2 separate regions of the Mus musculus genome follow, and region 1 is linked to region 2. The links are chromatin loops, found by intact Hi-C in ENCODE. Cell type or tissue: heart. All regions are shown on one strand.

Region 1 (8,000 bases), 70 kb after region 2:
CTTGTAGGCAACACCACAGGTAAGAGAGTCTTCCAGGCTGCTTGGCTGGTCTAAGTCTCCTCCACAGTCCTTACTGCTGATACAACCTTAGGGAGAGAGGAGCCTTGTACGTTTGGTCAGTTTCGGGGACTTTTTTGAGAGTTTTGAGAGCTTCATTTCCTAAGTTTTAACCAGTTTCCCGCCAGGATGGAATGTTGCAACTCAGGAAATCTTGATGATACAGCACTGGAAGATGACGGAATATTTCAAAGGTGGGGATTCCCTGAAAGAAGGCAGGCCACTGCAGGTGCACTGGGAAATGGGTCTCAAGACCCCGGCTCCCTCTGTCTCTTTTGCTTCCCTGCTATCGTAGTGGGGAGCTTCGCTCAAGCACGTGTTTAAGCCATGCTCAGGCCCAAAAGCAATCGAGTCAATCAGCCAAGGTCTGAAACTTTGGAAACTGTCACACACACACACACACACACACACACACACACACACACACACACACTGATATTTCAGGCGTATTGTCACAGTGACAGAAAGTTAACACAGATGGTAAACCAGGCTTTTGCTATCATACTAGACTTTCTCTTGGTTTGTGGGGAGGCAGAATGGTGTCAAACCAAAGCTAAGCTTATTTTTGTTTTCAATTTTGAAAATATGAAATAAGCTCAACATAGTTTATTTGTTTTTTCCTGGTAAGTATACTTTGCATGTTTTTCTTAAGGCAATGAGAAGGGCCGTGAGTACTATGTTGGGAGATCACAGAACCTGGTTGTGTCTTCATTTCTTCCTTAGTTATTAAAGCATTATTAACCCTTGCCCACACTTTAGTAAGTAGCCTCAACAAACTCAATCAAGGCCTATCTGGAAGGTGAGTAACATCTCCATGTTTCTCCTTACTTCTCTCCCATTTAATTTGTTTTTCTCAATGTCTGGGGACACCTTACCCTCAGAGTTTCTCAGTCACTGTACTGTCTACAATGACAAGAGATTTCTCTCTGGGTCCATTGCATTGCGACCTAGAGTAGTGTTTGCTGGAGGCTCTGAGTCCCCGTTCCTGAGGGGAGGGCCCACAGTTCCTGAATTCATCCAAAGAACTCATCTCTCAGTTTGCCCTCCCACCTCCCGTCACATCTGATGTCTCCTTTTTAAATGTTCATTTTCTAATTAAGCATCATCTATGACAGATGGTGTTGTGGGCTAATTAACAGGCATGTTGGGAGTGCCCTACAGCACCTGGAGGGCATGTTCATCAAGAGGGCTTCCAGCTTCTGTGGAAATCGGTCACTCAAGAAAGATCCCAAAGTGGAACAAAAGGGATACATGCTACAATGGAGACCTGGGCAAGACAAAAGAGAAAAGAAAGGTAGAGAGACAGAGAGTCAGAGAAAGACTTAGAACCAATGGTTCACATAGTGGGGCTGTTTCTCTGCTGTAAAACTCTCATGTTGTGTCTGGGACCCAAGCCATCCTTTGGTTTAGTGTATTTATACTGGATGTGCACTGTGGAAGCTGGGGGCGGGGCAGGGGTATGGAGAGGGAAGAGGGAGGGAGCAAGAGAGGGGGAGAGGGAAGGAGAGAGAGGGGGAGAGGGAAGGGGAGAGAGGGGGAGAGGGGGGGGAGGGACAGAGAGGAGGAGGGGGAGGGGAGGGGGGGAGAAAGAGAAGACAAACTATGGTAGAAAGAGTGTGGTGGAATAGAGCTGCTCCATAGTGATGACCTGGAAGATGAGAAGATGCCTGGGGCCTCAATATCCTCATCAGAGGAGAGCTCTACCGACCTGACTGGGGCTTCCCTCCAGCTTCCACCACCTCCCAATAGCAACCCAGACCAAGAACCAAAGACCCAGTCCTGAATATGTGGGCCTCTGGCAAACACTCCTGAACCAAGCAGAAACGAGGTATGTGGGTCAGGACTGGTGAGCAGAATAAAGTGAGGTTCTAAAATCGTCAGTTAAAGCAAGCCTTTCTCTTTATAAGTCGATGGCCTCAATTATTCTGTCATAGGAGCTGGAAGCTAACACATACCTCTGGTCCTCTTCCCGAGGAGGCCAGACCTCTTCTATACCAGGAAGAAGAAGCGAAAGAACACATCAGCAAGCAGGATCTGAGCTGCTTGCAAGATCCTTTTAACAGTGGTCAGAACTTGGCCCTCACAGAAGAGCTGATTTTCTACACCCCCCCCCCCCAGGAAGTTCCATGGCTCTTCTCCTCTCTTGCCCGCCCCCTTTCCTCTTTCAGCTTGAGTTGTCTCCAAGTCACCTGACCGACGTCGTTCATTTTGCTATCCATAAGTAAACATATCTATTCCAAACAACCAACCAACCATATGAAACCATTATTCATGGTAAAGACTACGGTGTGTTCTGATGCTAAGTCACTAATAAGCTACAGGTAGAAGGATGGATTAGCACAACTAGAATACTAAGAGGACTAGAGGCTGGCTCCCATGGCTCTCTCTCCAGCCTCTCTCAGGGCTCCTCTGCTCACTGCCCTGAGTGTCAGCAAGCTACACTGTGCAGCTAGATTCCAAGAGACCTGTAACAGGTGATTCAGCCTCTTGAACTTCAGTCCACTACTCTGCATCTGCTGGCACATGCCCCAGACAATACTCTTACTAGGGAGTGAGCTGGTGTGTGGCCAGTGCTCTATGAAGAATTTGAATGTTGTTTGAAGTTTAAAGTTTTTTCTCATTTGTGAAATGGTTTTCTTTAATATTTCTCAGTATTTTCATCTTGTTTGGAAAAGAGATATAGTATATATTAGTCCTCATGTTAGCTGCTTCTATTCTCCTCCTCCTCCTTCTTCTCCTCCTTCTCCTCTTCTTCTTCTCTTCCTCCTCTTCCTCTTCCTGCTACTTCTCCTTCTTTTTCTCTTTCTCTTCCTCCTCTCCCTCCTCTTTCTCTCCTTCTCCTCCTTTTCCTTTTCTTCCTTCCTCTTCCTCCTTTTCCTCTTCCTCTCCGTTTCTTCCTTCTTTAAAGAAGAAGACATGATCTCATATATCCCAGACTGGCCTTGAACTTACTGTGTAGGCAAGGATGACCTTGACCTTCTGACCCTCCTGCCCCTATCTCCAGAGTGCTGGGATTACAGACGTGCGCCACCATACACCACTATGCAGGGCTCAAACACTAGGCTTCATGGATACTAGATAAACATTCAACAAACTGAGTTACAAATCCAGCCCACTTGAAATTACTTTTTTTTTTTTATTCCTGTGATCAAATCCCTGAAAAACAGCACTTGAAGGGAGAAGTATTCTTATTTCTGAAGAGATCTTGGCTCATGATCTGAAGGGATACAGTATATCATGGAAGCAAAGGCAAGATGGTGGAAGTGTGGAGTGGCTGGTCACGCCATATCCACAGTCAGGAAGTAGATGGAGATGAACAGAGATCTCCATACTTGATTTTTTTTTAATCATCTTGGGACTCCACCACCCACATTAGTCCATTTGGGAGAAACACTAAAGGCCTACGCAGAGTTATGGCTCCTAAGTGATTCTAAATCTAACCAAGTTGAACGTTAACTACCACATTAACCTAAGTCTAAACATCATAGATCAATGATGACAGAAGCAGACAAAAGACAAAACAAAACAAACAAACAAACCAAGGTCTGAGTAACCAGTGGGACAGATGCCAGGCAAGGGCGCAGCCCAGACTGACAGCCAATTCATTAGAAGAGAATCCCTTCAGGATAAGCCAACTCATTCTTTGAAGCAATGTAGTCACAAGAATGAGGCAGTACTCTTTGCTGGCTTTTGGCCAGCCCAGCTCTGGGAAGCGTGGTCAGCGTCTTTAACTGGACTTGGCCTCCGGAAACAAAGCTCAACCTCTTTAGCAGGAGGCAGGGTTTCCCCACTGCCCACTAAACTGTTTGCAAAAGAAAAGAAAGAAAGGTAAATATTTGAACACCAGAAAATAAATAATGATCATAAATAATGCAGTCGTCTTCCAGTGTTTGCCCACAGCCGCTGACAGGCTGCCATGTGAAGTTTGCTTCTTACAGCGGTGTCTGCAGCCCAGCAGCTAGGTAAGGGCGTCAGGGGAGGGAGTACCTTTTTCTAAGGCTTGTATGGCATTGTGAAGAGATCTGCTCAGAGCCCTCTCCTGCATTCTGGGAAGAAGAGAGAAGCCCCCTTTTGCTAATTCCTGGCATGTTTTATGCTATCTGAATGATCAATCCAGTTTCCTCTTCCAGGTATTATATGGGGTAGAGATAGCATAAACATGTGGAATTAACTAGAATTCAAATGACTGTCAAATGTCTATTCAAATGACTGTATCAATGACATAATTCACCTGAACTCCAGCTGCCCATTCACAAAGTGGGTACAGCAGAAGGTACAGCAAGGACACTGTTCAAGGATGAGCCACGGTATAATTCATATACTTGGCACAAAACGGGCACAGCCATTTGCAGTCGGCAAATTACAAAGAGGAATTTAGACGCTCCTTGGAAAACAAAGCAACAAAAACAAGACGTTCCTACCTGGCCTGCCTCTTAAACACACGGCACCAACTGGCGTGTGTTTTAAAAACCGTATCTGTGTCTCATGCTCAAGTAATCATTCTAAAAATACAGATTCCGCAAAAGGAAATGTGGTGCATCTACTTCTGATTTTACTCTTTATAAAAACACAAGCAGATCCTCTGCACGGAGGGAGAGAATTCAATTTGCAGTTTCTTGACGTGTGTTTTGCCTTCCCAGGGAAACGTGTAAGCTGGTAACTCAGCATACGTCAGATTTGGGAGGCAGCCATGTCTCTTGCAGCACTCAGCCTCACTAACAAGGCACAGCTTCTCCAAATGACCCATCCGTCAGCGGCACGTGAGCTGGGAGAATTGATTAGCCAGCCCTGTCACAGGAGAGCCATGGTGCAGCCTGAGAAAAACCATGCCAACACCCCACGCTCTCGGCCTCGGGGTGCATTCCGTTTGAGGGGTCGAATGGAGTTGAATTGATGAAGTGTTAAAAGTGAGAAGGTAACACAGAGATGTGGTCCTCTGCTTAAGGCAGATGGGTAAATCAAAGCCCAGAGCATCAGACAGCTTGCTCAGTGACAGAGCTGCCGATGCAAGCCAGGTTTCTTGACCTCCTTCCCGGCCACTGGGGAAATCTATTTCATCCATAGCCAAGTGAAATGTTTTCCTGGATTCCCCTGTGACTCTGAGGGTACAGGAACTGGAATATAAAGGCTTAGAGTCCCTTGGCCTTATTCTGTTTAGATCACACCTTACATGGGATGGCACCACCAAGAGAGGTGATCCGTGGGATAGAACAACATCACCTGGCTTCCTGGCCCTTTGGCTTTCTGAGTGGCTCTGTGCCTCCATACCAGCAGGGTGTCTAGCATATTGCAGGAATTCAATGAGTATTAACTGACTGGACACATTTTAAGTGTACACTGTCAAATCTTGTTAGTAAAAACAGTGCAATGAGCGTTGACCCTTGGCTGATAGGAGAGAGAGGCTCGAGCAAGAGTAACTGGATAAATAAGACTCTCAGCAAGCAGGAAGAATGACTCTCCACTCCTGCCTTTACCACCTGGCTGACCAACGGCCCAGTGACAAATGTGACAAGGACAAATGATTTATCCTCTCTCAGTGTTGTTTCTCCCAACTGTCATATGGAATAAAATGACTCTTCTGCGGGGTTTTACAAAGGCAGAACGATATTTACTGAACACTACCGATTCAATAGATATAAACAGAGGCACAAAGAAGAGACAGCTTGGGGACCTGATGGACTGACCATATGAAAAGCCCAGAACCATGGCCGCCACTCTCCACCCCCCCCATCACTGCTGCTTCCGGGCTGCCGAGAAGTGAGCAACTTTGCTGCACCATGTGCTCTATCCTTTGATGTTTGCTTCTTCCTTGACAGGCCCAAAGGCAAGGGAGCCAGTCAGCCATGGACTGAAACCTCTGAAACCGTAGCCCCAAATAAACCTTAGCCCCAGGTTAGTATCTCCGGTATTTTATCATATGGTCACAGTTCTAAAGCTGACAAATACATTCATATTCAGAAGTACTGTATTTACTAGATGTTACATTCTAAGGTTTTGTATGTAATGTGTGTCGCATCCTCAGGTAATGTGTGTATGTGTGTGTGTGTGTGTGTGTGAATACATACACATACACATATACATGGCGTGTCATATTCTGAAGTACTTGATGCATTGAATGCTATATTTGAGGTTAAGATTTCCAAGCTCAAAATATTTGAGGGAAAAGAAGCCAGTCTGTAACACCAGTTTTTCTCTTCCTTTGGATGAATTGTATGTCCTTGCACTCTTCCAAAAAGAACACAATATTCAAGCACTAATATCTTGTCACTAGATAAGGTCAAGCCTATGACAGGCATTGGTCTGGGAAAGAATTACGCTCATTTAATTGTCACGACGGCCTATGTATTAGTCTGTCTACTCCCAGAAGCATGGATCTCTCTCCAGATGGCCAGTGGAAAGAGGGTAACCTTGAACTTCTGGTCCTCTTATCTCCACTCCCTAGGTGTCTTAGTCACGGTTTCTATTCCTGCACAAACATTATGACCAAGAAGCAGCTGGGGAGGAAAGGGTTTATTCAACTTACATTTCCACATCGCTGTTCATCACTGAAAGAAGTAAGGACTGGAACTCAAGCAGGTCAGGAAGCAGGAGCTGATGCAGAGGCCATGGGGGAATGCTGCTTACTGGCTTGCTTCCACTGGCTTGCTCAGCTTGTTTTCTTATAGAACCCAAGACTACCAGACCAGAGATGGTACCACCCACAAGGGGCCCTCCACCCTTGATCACGAATTGAGAAAATGCCCCACAGTTGGATTTCATGGAGGCACTTCCCCAGCTAAAGCTCCTTTCTCAGTGATAACTCCAGCTGTGTCAAGTTGACACAAAACTAGCTAGTACACTAGAGTTGGGATTAAAGGTATGTGCTATCTCCCCTGGTCTTCTGTGGTATTCAAGACCCAACTCAGAGCTTTGTGCACTTCAGGCAAGCCCTCTACCAACTGAGTTATTTCCCCAGACCACCAGCCCTGACACCTGAGAACATGGTCTTATTTGGAGACAGAATTGTTGCAGGTGCAAGGAAACTATAGAATCTTAAGGAGAAGGCAGCCGTGGTCACTGGTTCTGTGTCATGAGATAAAGACAGTGTTGTGAGACTCATGGGAGAGGCAAAGATGAGTTAGGAACGGGAAGATGGAGACAAAGATTGGAGAGATGCTGCCACAACCGTGGAAACCCTGGGGAGCCATCAGAGGCTGAAGGAGACAAGGGAGGATCCTTCCTGCCATCAGAGACGGTCAATATGCCTTCCACCCTAGCCCCTGACACCTTCAGCCTGGATTCCTAGCCTCCAGAACTGTAAGAGAACCTATCTTGTTCCTCAAGAGCCATGTGTTGGACTGACTCCTTTCTTACAGCAGCCACAGGGAACACCCACTGCATGGACCTTGTGCTGCATGGCTCTCACACAAGCATGATGTGTAGGAGGCAGTCCATCCCAGCCCAAGAATCACATCTAATCTCCACCAGGTTACCCAAACCCTTCTGTGTTGTCACAGGCCTTGCTGCCTGCAGACAAAGCCTTGGATAGACACAGGAGCCTGAGATCAAGACTTGGGTTGTCCAACCGCAAACAGAAACACCATGGAAGTGGGATTGGGGGAAGGCTGAAAACAGGGAAGCAGGCTAGCAGACAGTCATTTCACATTTTTTTTGACGGCTTGTGGGGTCCTTTACCCATTCCAGGAGGTTGAACTTGAACAGGTCCCTGCCTTTCGGGCTAGAAAAACCTACAGGAATGAATGGTGCCTCTCAGGTGCCCCTCAGGTCACCACCCTATTGTTTCTCATAACCCATAAGGAAGCCCCGTTTGCAGACATAGATGCAGCTGGGAATGTTCCCGTCCCTCAGTGTCCCAGCCCTTGGTGCCTGTGCTTCTTTATAATGCCTGTGCTTTCTGTAACAGGTTATAAGCTCTTCTGTGTATTGGTGGGGGGAAGGCATTC
Region 2 (8,000 bases):
AAACGTCAAAGTATTTTTAGCACACTTCAGACAACCAACCTTCCTGTTAGACTTCGGCTTTTGCTCTCTGAATCGGCTGCAAGCACAACTGAAACTACCCAGAACTCTGCACCTCAAATAGGCCACGGTGACCCCAGGTGACATCTGACTGTCGATGCCAAAGAGACTTTGTACCGGGAGATTAGAATCTCTAACGGCCTTCTGCTTTCAGCTGGCAGAAAGCCAGGCGTTAAGAGAGAGGGAAGGCTCAAACATTCAGGGTGAAGAGTTCTGGCCTTCTGAAGGTCACTGGTGTGGTTTCCTGAAGAAGGTCTTAGGAACCAGAATGCGGGACGGTTGCAATAGTTACAGTGGAAAACCAAGGAAGCCTGTGACCTGGCCACACTGGCACACAGCTTCCAGGTGATGAAGACATTTCACCCTGTGATGCTAGGCAGCGAAGGAAAAGAAACTGGCCAACTGTCACCTGTCAAAGACAATTTTAGGGGTGGCAGCATAATTCATTAAGAGAGAAAAAAAAGAGTATTTTCTTTTAAACATGTATATATAGCAGGTGAACTCTAGGAAGCAACTTACATTTAACTAAACAGCAATTTGTTTCCGCCAAAGTTCTCTTCCTATAACAGGTCTACCAGGTCTTAGCTGTCTCTTGTCCCCTTCACATGTACCATTGCTCTGTGGCAGTAAGAGATTGGGGGCAAATACAGAGCTGGGCTAAGAAGCCATAATCTTTATAAAGAATGGTCCATACCACCGGGAGGCAAGAATGGGAATATTTAGGGGAAGATATGTGTAGAATAAAGAAATTGGAGAAAGACGTCTAAATGTGTGCCCTGGCCAAATGAGGTTAGTTAGGGTGGCAAAGGCGTTTTTTCTGAGACCCTATTGAAAGCGACCTGACTGTGACAACTTCATTCATCCAAAGCTAGAAAAGAAAGGCAAAGCTTCGTCTGAAGAAAGAAGCAAGAAATGGGCTCACACGCATCTTCTTGACTTTGTCTTTACCCTTCAACTAAATGTAATTTTTTTCTGCCTTTGAGTAAAAAAAAAGTCACTCCTCTCAGCATGCCAACATGGCACCCCTTCTTCTCTCCCTGAGAAGAGCATAGAGAGAGGGCAAGGGGGAGCCTGCCCAGAGATGGGGTGCTGAGACATGAGGTAATGTCTGTTCCTGAGCTATGGTTGAACCCAGAAAGAGCTTGACAGGGGCTGCAGAGAAGGGGGTGCTGGTTTCTAGACACTTCTTTATGTTTGGCCTAGGTATAGGCCAACCTTCAAAGCAAATGTCGGTTTTGGAAATGTGTGTGTGTGTGTGTGTGTGTGTGTGTGTGTGTGTGTGTGACAGAGAGAGACAGAGAGAGACAGAGACAAAGAGAGAGAGACAGGAGAGACAGAGAGAGAGAGGTAGGAAGTAGCCACCAGTCATGACGGATGATAAGATTCAACTACACCTCAGCTGCTGAACTGCGGTGGCTGGTGGTCCTTATTACCCACGCTAACTCAGATTCTGTTTCAATCAGCATCAGCACACTTGGGTTCCAATTGCTATCAATGCTTTTAGGGTCAAAGCATGCACCCCGACATCTAGGTGCACCAACCCAACCTGGAGGGGGGGGGGCAATTGAAGAGACAAGAAGTAAAGAGAAGCAGAGAAAGGGGATCAATTGAGCACAACCACATGAGAAGAAGGGACAGATAAAGATGTCTAGTGACACCTCCCCACCCCCACGCCTGCAGCCCATATTCGGAAGTTCTGACTGGAGGTTTAGGCTGAAATAGAAGGCAAGAGGCATGCATAACTAAGCAGTCCAATGTGGCCCCACCCATCAGCCACTCAGCTCCAGTGTATCCTGCAAGATGCTTTTGTAAGTTAGCAGAAGTGAGTGTGATCTAATTCACACTCTGGATAATACCAGGACACTGTCCTTTCTCTCTTCCAGCATGAGGTTCCTGAAGGAATTCCAATTCCTTAGCAGCATATTGGCTCAGGAGTCTGATGCTCATGTAGCATCTTCTTTTGGTTTTGTTGGGTGTTTTGTTTGTTTGTTTTTTGGGTTTTTTGTTTGTTTGTTTTTTGTTTTCTGTTTTCTGTTTTTTGGTTTTTTTTTTTTTTTTTTTTTTTGAGACTAGGCCTTTAACTTACTATGTTGATCAGGACGGACTCAGACTCTCAGAGATGCACCTGCCTCTGCCTCCCATGCACGGGGATTAAAGGTGTGCATCACTCACTGTACCTGGCTTATAAAGTCATTCTTTAGGATTTTTGCTCTTGGCAGCATGATCACATAGCCACTTCCTGGCCACTACCATGGTTGCTCCATTTCTCTGCTTCTCCAACTCAGTTATCCCATCGGTAAATGAAGGTCTGAATCAGGTCTGAGACACCTTTCTGTACAAAGGCAAAGGCAGATCCCAGTCCTTACAGTCACCCAGACATCGAAGGTCGGTGGTAGAACAGGGACTGTCTAGCAGCTCAGCACATTCCATTTCTGCCCCACCCCCACCCCCAGAGTCCTTTGCCTCTGCGGTGAATCTCTCTGTGCTGCATTGTATATTTGCCAAGCGGATGAAACATTTGCGAATAGTGGCATTTTCACAGTGCCTAGTATAAGCAGGATGGCTCCTCTTCCATGGTGATTAGAACTGGCTTTCCTCGGGTGCGTGCAAGAAGACAGGTTGTACGATTCTTAGCTGAGGATAAAAAGCTTGAATGGAAAGGTCTATAGATAGTAATCTTTTGACCTTGAGGGAGATAGAAAAAAACCCCACACATATATGCTAGTTTGTACACAGAAAGCAAACCGCTGTGGCATTTACATGAGGAGAAAACTTGGTTGCCTGCTCACAGGTAAACGGAGAACAGGATTGTTAACGACAGAAGTTAACATGGTTTTTTTTTCTAAAGTGAAAAGTATTGTATGTAATTAGATTAAAAAGAGATATCTGGGAAGAAAGGGTGACTGGAATCACAGTGGAGTGGACAAAGGCACATTTTGATTTGATTGGCTTGTTATTAGAGGTATCTCTGGGGTTGTCCTCTTGCTCCACAGCTTGGCAGGATGTTGCTGCAGAAAGTTGTGTGTGGCCGTCGTCTGGACTAACTGAGTGACAGTAGTAAGCAATGGGCAATGGTGCTCACAGGTTCCTGCAGAGAGTGTGTGGAAGCCTTTCGAAGAGCAACCAGCCAAGTGTCATCTCTGAGGACAGTCATGTTGTTTAAATCAAGTCTGGCAAGTGCAGTTTTGAAATGGAAATCACCACTACCGATACCCTACAGTGTGGAGTCCCATCCTTTGTCAATGGGAGGCTCCAGGCTCAGGCTATTGTAGGCTTGTGTCCTCAGTCTCCATGAATGGACAGGCAGACACTCTGAGCAGCAGCGAGGTGATGATTGTGTGTTAGCCAGACAAGGGAAAGAGATGTGCCAGATGTTTTCTGCACCGTGGGATGCTGAATAGGCTACCCATTCTCTCTTCTTTCTTCCCGTGCAGCTAAAATAGAATGGGGAAAGTCAGACAAACCCTAAGAAATAGGAACAAGCAGTGGGCTCCAAGGAACTGCTTAGGAAGGTGTGCAGTGAGGTTGCCTTCGCCCTCATCCAGCAGCTGGGGCTTTGTGTTTGGAAACAAGGCAGACGGACGGATGGACGCAGCCTTCTCTCTCAGCCTCCTGATTTCTCCCTCCATGCCCTCCAGCATAAATTAAGTGCAGAAGTAAATGAACAGCTCCACGTTGCCACTTTGTGTTGTGACTGGGATCTCGGGCTGAGACCAGAAAACTCCTAGCAGCCTGAGATGAGAACAGAGAGGAACTTGTCAGGCAGCCTCAAGGAAGGAAGCGGACCCAAGAGTAAATAGTTTGGTCCTTGGCTAAAAGCCACAAATATCCCCCGTTCTGTCAGCAGTTCTGTTCAGTGGCCAGGGATGCCCTCGGGAGGTTGATCTCAGCATCTCTCTCCCCCTAAATGAATACTGCCTGGACCTGAGGACACAGCAAACTGAGAAGAGGTGACCAGCTCACCCTCTACCTCATGTCCCACTGTAGTTCCTGACATCCAAACCCTTAGACTAACAGGGACACACTCCTGTTCTCTGGGAACTCTGCCTACTCCCTCAAGCTGCCACCATAAATCTGTGATCCAGATCTTTTCTAATTCGTGCCCCTGTGGTCTATGAATTTCGCTCTTTTCAGATTTGCAAGGTGAGAATCAGAAGACCAGTGACTTGGAAGATTTTTTTTTTTTTTTTTTTTTTTTTTTTTTTTTTTTTTTTTTTTTTTTTTTTGTGCTCAGTGGATCCATTGCATTCTCCCAGCGAAGGATTGCGTTGGCCCTGATGAACTTTTCCAAGGTTGGGTGCAATCTATTGAGATCTTGATTTAATCCTTTGTGCTGAAGATTCTAGCAAGATAGGCACCTAAGAGACATCCTTGCAAAAGTGGCTCTTTAAGTCATGGGGAGGGGGGAGAAGGGTAAGGCTGACTATTGGTTTAGTGAGACTTGCTCATTAGACCTTGACTAGCTTCCTCTATCAGTGTACCCACCCAAGATCTGCAAGTCGTCTTCCAGGTCTTGCAGGGAAAGAATTGTTGCTATTCCTCAGATCTCCAGATGGTGCCCTATACAAACCACAAGTTAATAACGGAAAAACAAACAGAAGTTTATTAACATGTGCATTGTGCTAAGACATGGAAATACCCAGAGATAAGTAACCCTCCCCCCACAAGTCAATGACAAGAACATAGACAGTTTTAAACCGAGTCAAGGCAGCTGTAGGAAGGTGAATGGGACAAGCAGGTGAAGAGAGTTGTTCAGGAAGGTACGTCATGTGGATTCCTCCCTTTTCTGGTGTGGGAGAGACTTCTCAAATGGAAATTTCCTTTATAAATGAATTCCTTCACGAAGGAAAACACACATCCTGTTCTTAGGGCCTTTCTTGTGTCTGCTGATTCTCTTTGACCTCTGGCTCAAAATACCTACACACCTAAGAGGCAACCGGGAAGAGGACTTATTCTCGAACTTCTCAGGCTCCTCCTGGCACCGCTTCCACATGCCATCTTACAGCTCACTCGGCAGCTTCTCTGCAAGAGATCGTTTGATGCTGGTCTAACAAAAAACCCAAGGCTGGGTGCTATAAAAAGGAAAGTGGTTTACTCAGCTCATGGCTCTTGAGATTCAATAACATGTTGCCAGGCTCTTCTTGCCTCTGGTGAGAGCCTCACATGGCAAATGGTACCATGGTGGCAGAAATATGTAGAACAGTTACCATATACTGTGATAAGAAATGAGGGCAACTCAGGATGGGACAGAGGGTCATGCTTACCCTGTTCATAACAATCAGGGACCCATAAGCACTATATTAACCCCTTCCAAAGGCACCATCCACAATGAGCTAAGTTTCTTTCCTTCTTTCCTTCTTTCCTTCTTTCTTTCTTTCTTTCTTTCTTTCTTTCTTTCTTTCTTTCTTTCTTTCTTTCTTTCCTTCCTTCCTTCCTTCCTTCTTTCTTTCTTTCAGATTTATTTATTTATTTATCTTATGTATATGAGCGCATAACAGAAGAGGGCGTCAGATCACATTGCAGATGGTTGTGAGCCACCATCTTGTTGCTGGGAATTGAACTCAGGACCTTTGGAAGAACAGTCAGTGCTCTTAACCACTGAGCCATCTCTCCAGCCCCACGACCTAAGTTTCTTATACTAAGCCCCACCTCTTAAAGGTCTCACCACCTCTTAATATTGTTGCATGCAAGCATCCAGCATGAACCCTTAGGAAACAAACCAAACCCACAGCATAACATATGCCCTACACCAAGAAAAAATTCATGGCTCTACCTTGACTGACAATACAAAGTCCCACCCATTCCTCTGACCCAAAGCCCTGTGCAGTCATCAGTCAGTCAGTCACCCGGGTACACTGCCAAGGACAAGTAGACAAAAAAAAAAAAAAAAAAAACCTTTACCTTATATCTTCCACTTGTCTCTTCCTGGTTTTCCTCTATTTTAGACACATTTCTGTTAACTGTCACAAAGTATGTTTGTCAAAAGATTTACATATTGACTTGATGAAACTGCCATGCCCAGTTGTTTGTTTAAGACCTGTGTAGATACTGTTCTGCAGATACTGTTTTGAGTGTGATTAGCATTTAATATCAGTAGGATTGGAGTGAAGCAGTTTACCCTTCCAAACGTGGGTGGGCTTGGAACGCTGAGCAATGACAACGAATGATGATTAGCAAGTCTTTTCTTCTCACCGAGACCAAATACCAGACAAGAGGAGACACTAGGAAGTCGAGGGTGTCTTTAAAGGGCTGTAGTCCATATCTGCAGGAAGAGCACGGAAGCCACAGTAGAAGACAGCTGATCACACTGTGTCTGAGGCCAGGAAGCAAAGAGAGATAAATGCTCTCACCCAGCATGCTCTCTCCCCTGTACTCAGTCCTGGAGCCCAGCCCGTGAGCAGGTGCAGCTCCCACACAGGGTGAGTCTCCTCATTCACTTAGTGCACTCTGGAAATGCTCTCAGAAACATTCCCAAGGGCAGGCTGGTGAGATGGTTTCGAGGGTAAGAGCACTGACTGCTCCTGAAGGTCCTGAGTTCAAATCCCAGCAACCACATGGTGGCTCACAACCATCTGTAATGAAATCTAACACCCTTTCCTGGCACATTTAAGGAATTATAATAATAAATAAATCTTTGGGCCAGAGAGAGCGCAGTTGACAGGAGCGAGCAGAGGTCCTAAAAAATTCAGTTCCCAACAACCACATGAAGGCTCACAACCATCTATACAGCTACAGTGTGTACTCACTCATATATATATAATAAATCTTTAAAAAAATTCCCAGAGGAGTGCCTCATTAATTCTCTTGATGTTACTTAACTCAATAGTTAAGACTGTTGCGATATCAAGGATGTTGGCATTGTATGAAATTATTTCACAGGTAAAAGAACATATTTGGGTCATCTAGGTGGTGGGCTCATCACACAGATTCCTATGTCTAACTCCTAACTCCAAAAGCCTCAGAATAAGACTATGCTTAGAAATCAGAGGTGCAGGCTGGTGGGCTCGTTCAACAGGGGAGGGTGTGCTTGCTTAAGCCTTACCACCTAAGTCCCATCACCAGGACTTCACGGTGGGAGGGGGAAACTAACTCCAGCAAGTTGCCCTCTGCCTTCCCCATGCGCGCTGCACACGCACAAAGGAACACAGATTCTCAAATTAAAAGTAAGTGAGTGTTTAGAAAGAGTTTTACAGGTCTAAGAATTGATCATGGTGATTCTATTCTGGAGCAGAGTGGGCTTACCGCCCTGTAAGACCTGAGCATCCTCATAATAAAAGAAACGTAGACACATAAGGAGAACATTGTGTAAAGGTTAGAGTCTGGCTACCATGAGCAAAGGATCTACCAGAAGGCAGGAGAGAAGCTTAAAATAGATCTCTTCCTAGTGCCTAAAAGGGAGCAGGGTTCCCCCAATGTCCTGTGCTAGGAGCTCCAGATTTAGAACAGTGTGATAACAAATGTCTGCTTTTCGAAGCCACCTAATAGAAAGTACTTGGCCCTGGCAGTTGAATATGGTCTTCTCCTTGTCACTTCTGCCTTGCATTCCCCTCTGACCCAAATCTGAAAGCTGCCATCCTCATGCCACAGAACAGTGAACCCTGCCTGTGTCTTTGACCTTCATGAGTTCTGTCTTAGGTCTGTGTGATAGCCATGCTTGGACCTCTCAGGCTTTGAGGCAAAGAAGTCAAGTGTTGGATGGCTTAAGAACATTGGCATCTGAAAGGTGTCAATTGTACGGCCCTGGTTGAGCCTAGAAATGCAGGCAGGAACAGAAACGGACCGCAGGGGCAGATCCACAGTCTGAACTGTGTGTTTGTAACTCATGGGTGAGTAAATAAACTGGTACAGGGGGCTGGAGAGATGGCTCAGTGGGTAAGAGCACTGACTGCTCTTCTGAAGGTCCTGAGTTCAAATCCCAGCAACCACATGGTGGTTCACAACCA

The links. Peaks named below come from ENCODE experiments on the same cell type or tissue, not always from the same donor. Only the 100,000 strongest peaks of a DNase experiment are listed, where the experiment ranks them.
Region 1: a loop joins it to region 2, with 3 times the contacts of the local background. A loop is called at or near these places in 2 of 42 quality-filtered maps.

Annotation. Positions count from the first base shown.
Region 1 is chr13:43,987,714-43,995,713 of GRCm38, reverse strand. No RefSeq gene overlaps it. Among named protein-coding and RNA genes, the nearest start is that of Gm2233, 43 kb to the right of the region's middle. In heart, no CTCF peak of the experiment used is centred here; DNase peaks (open chromatin) are centred at 3,723 and 4,783; H3K27ac peaks cover 1,589 bases.
Region 2 is chr13:44,057,998-44,065,997 of GRCm38, reverse strand. No RefSeq gene overlaps it. Among named protein-coding and RNA genes, the nearest start is that of Gm33489, 17 kb to the right of the region's middle. In heart, a CTCF peak has its summit at 4,600; DNase peaks (open chromatin) are centred at 77, 3,907 and 7,617; H3K4me3 peaks cover 454 bases; H3K27ac peaks cover 6,760 bases.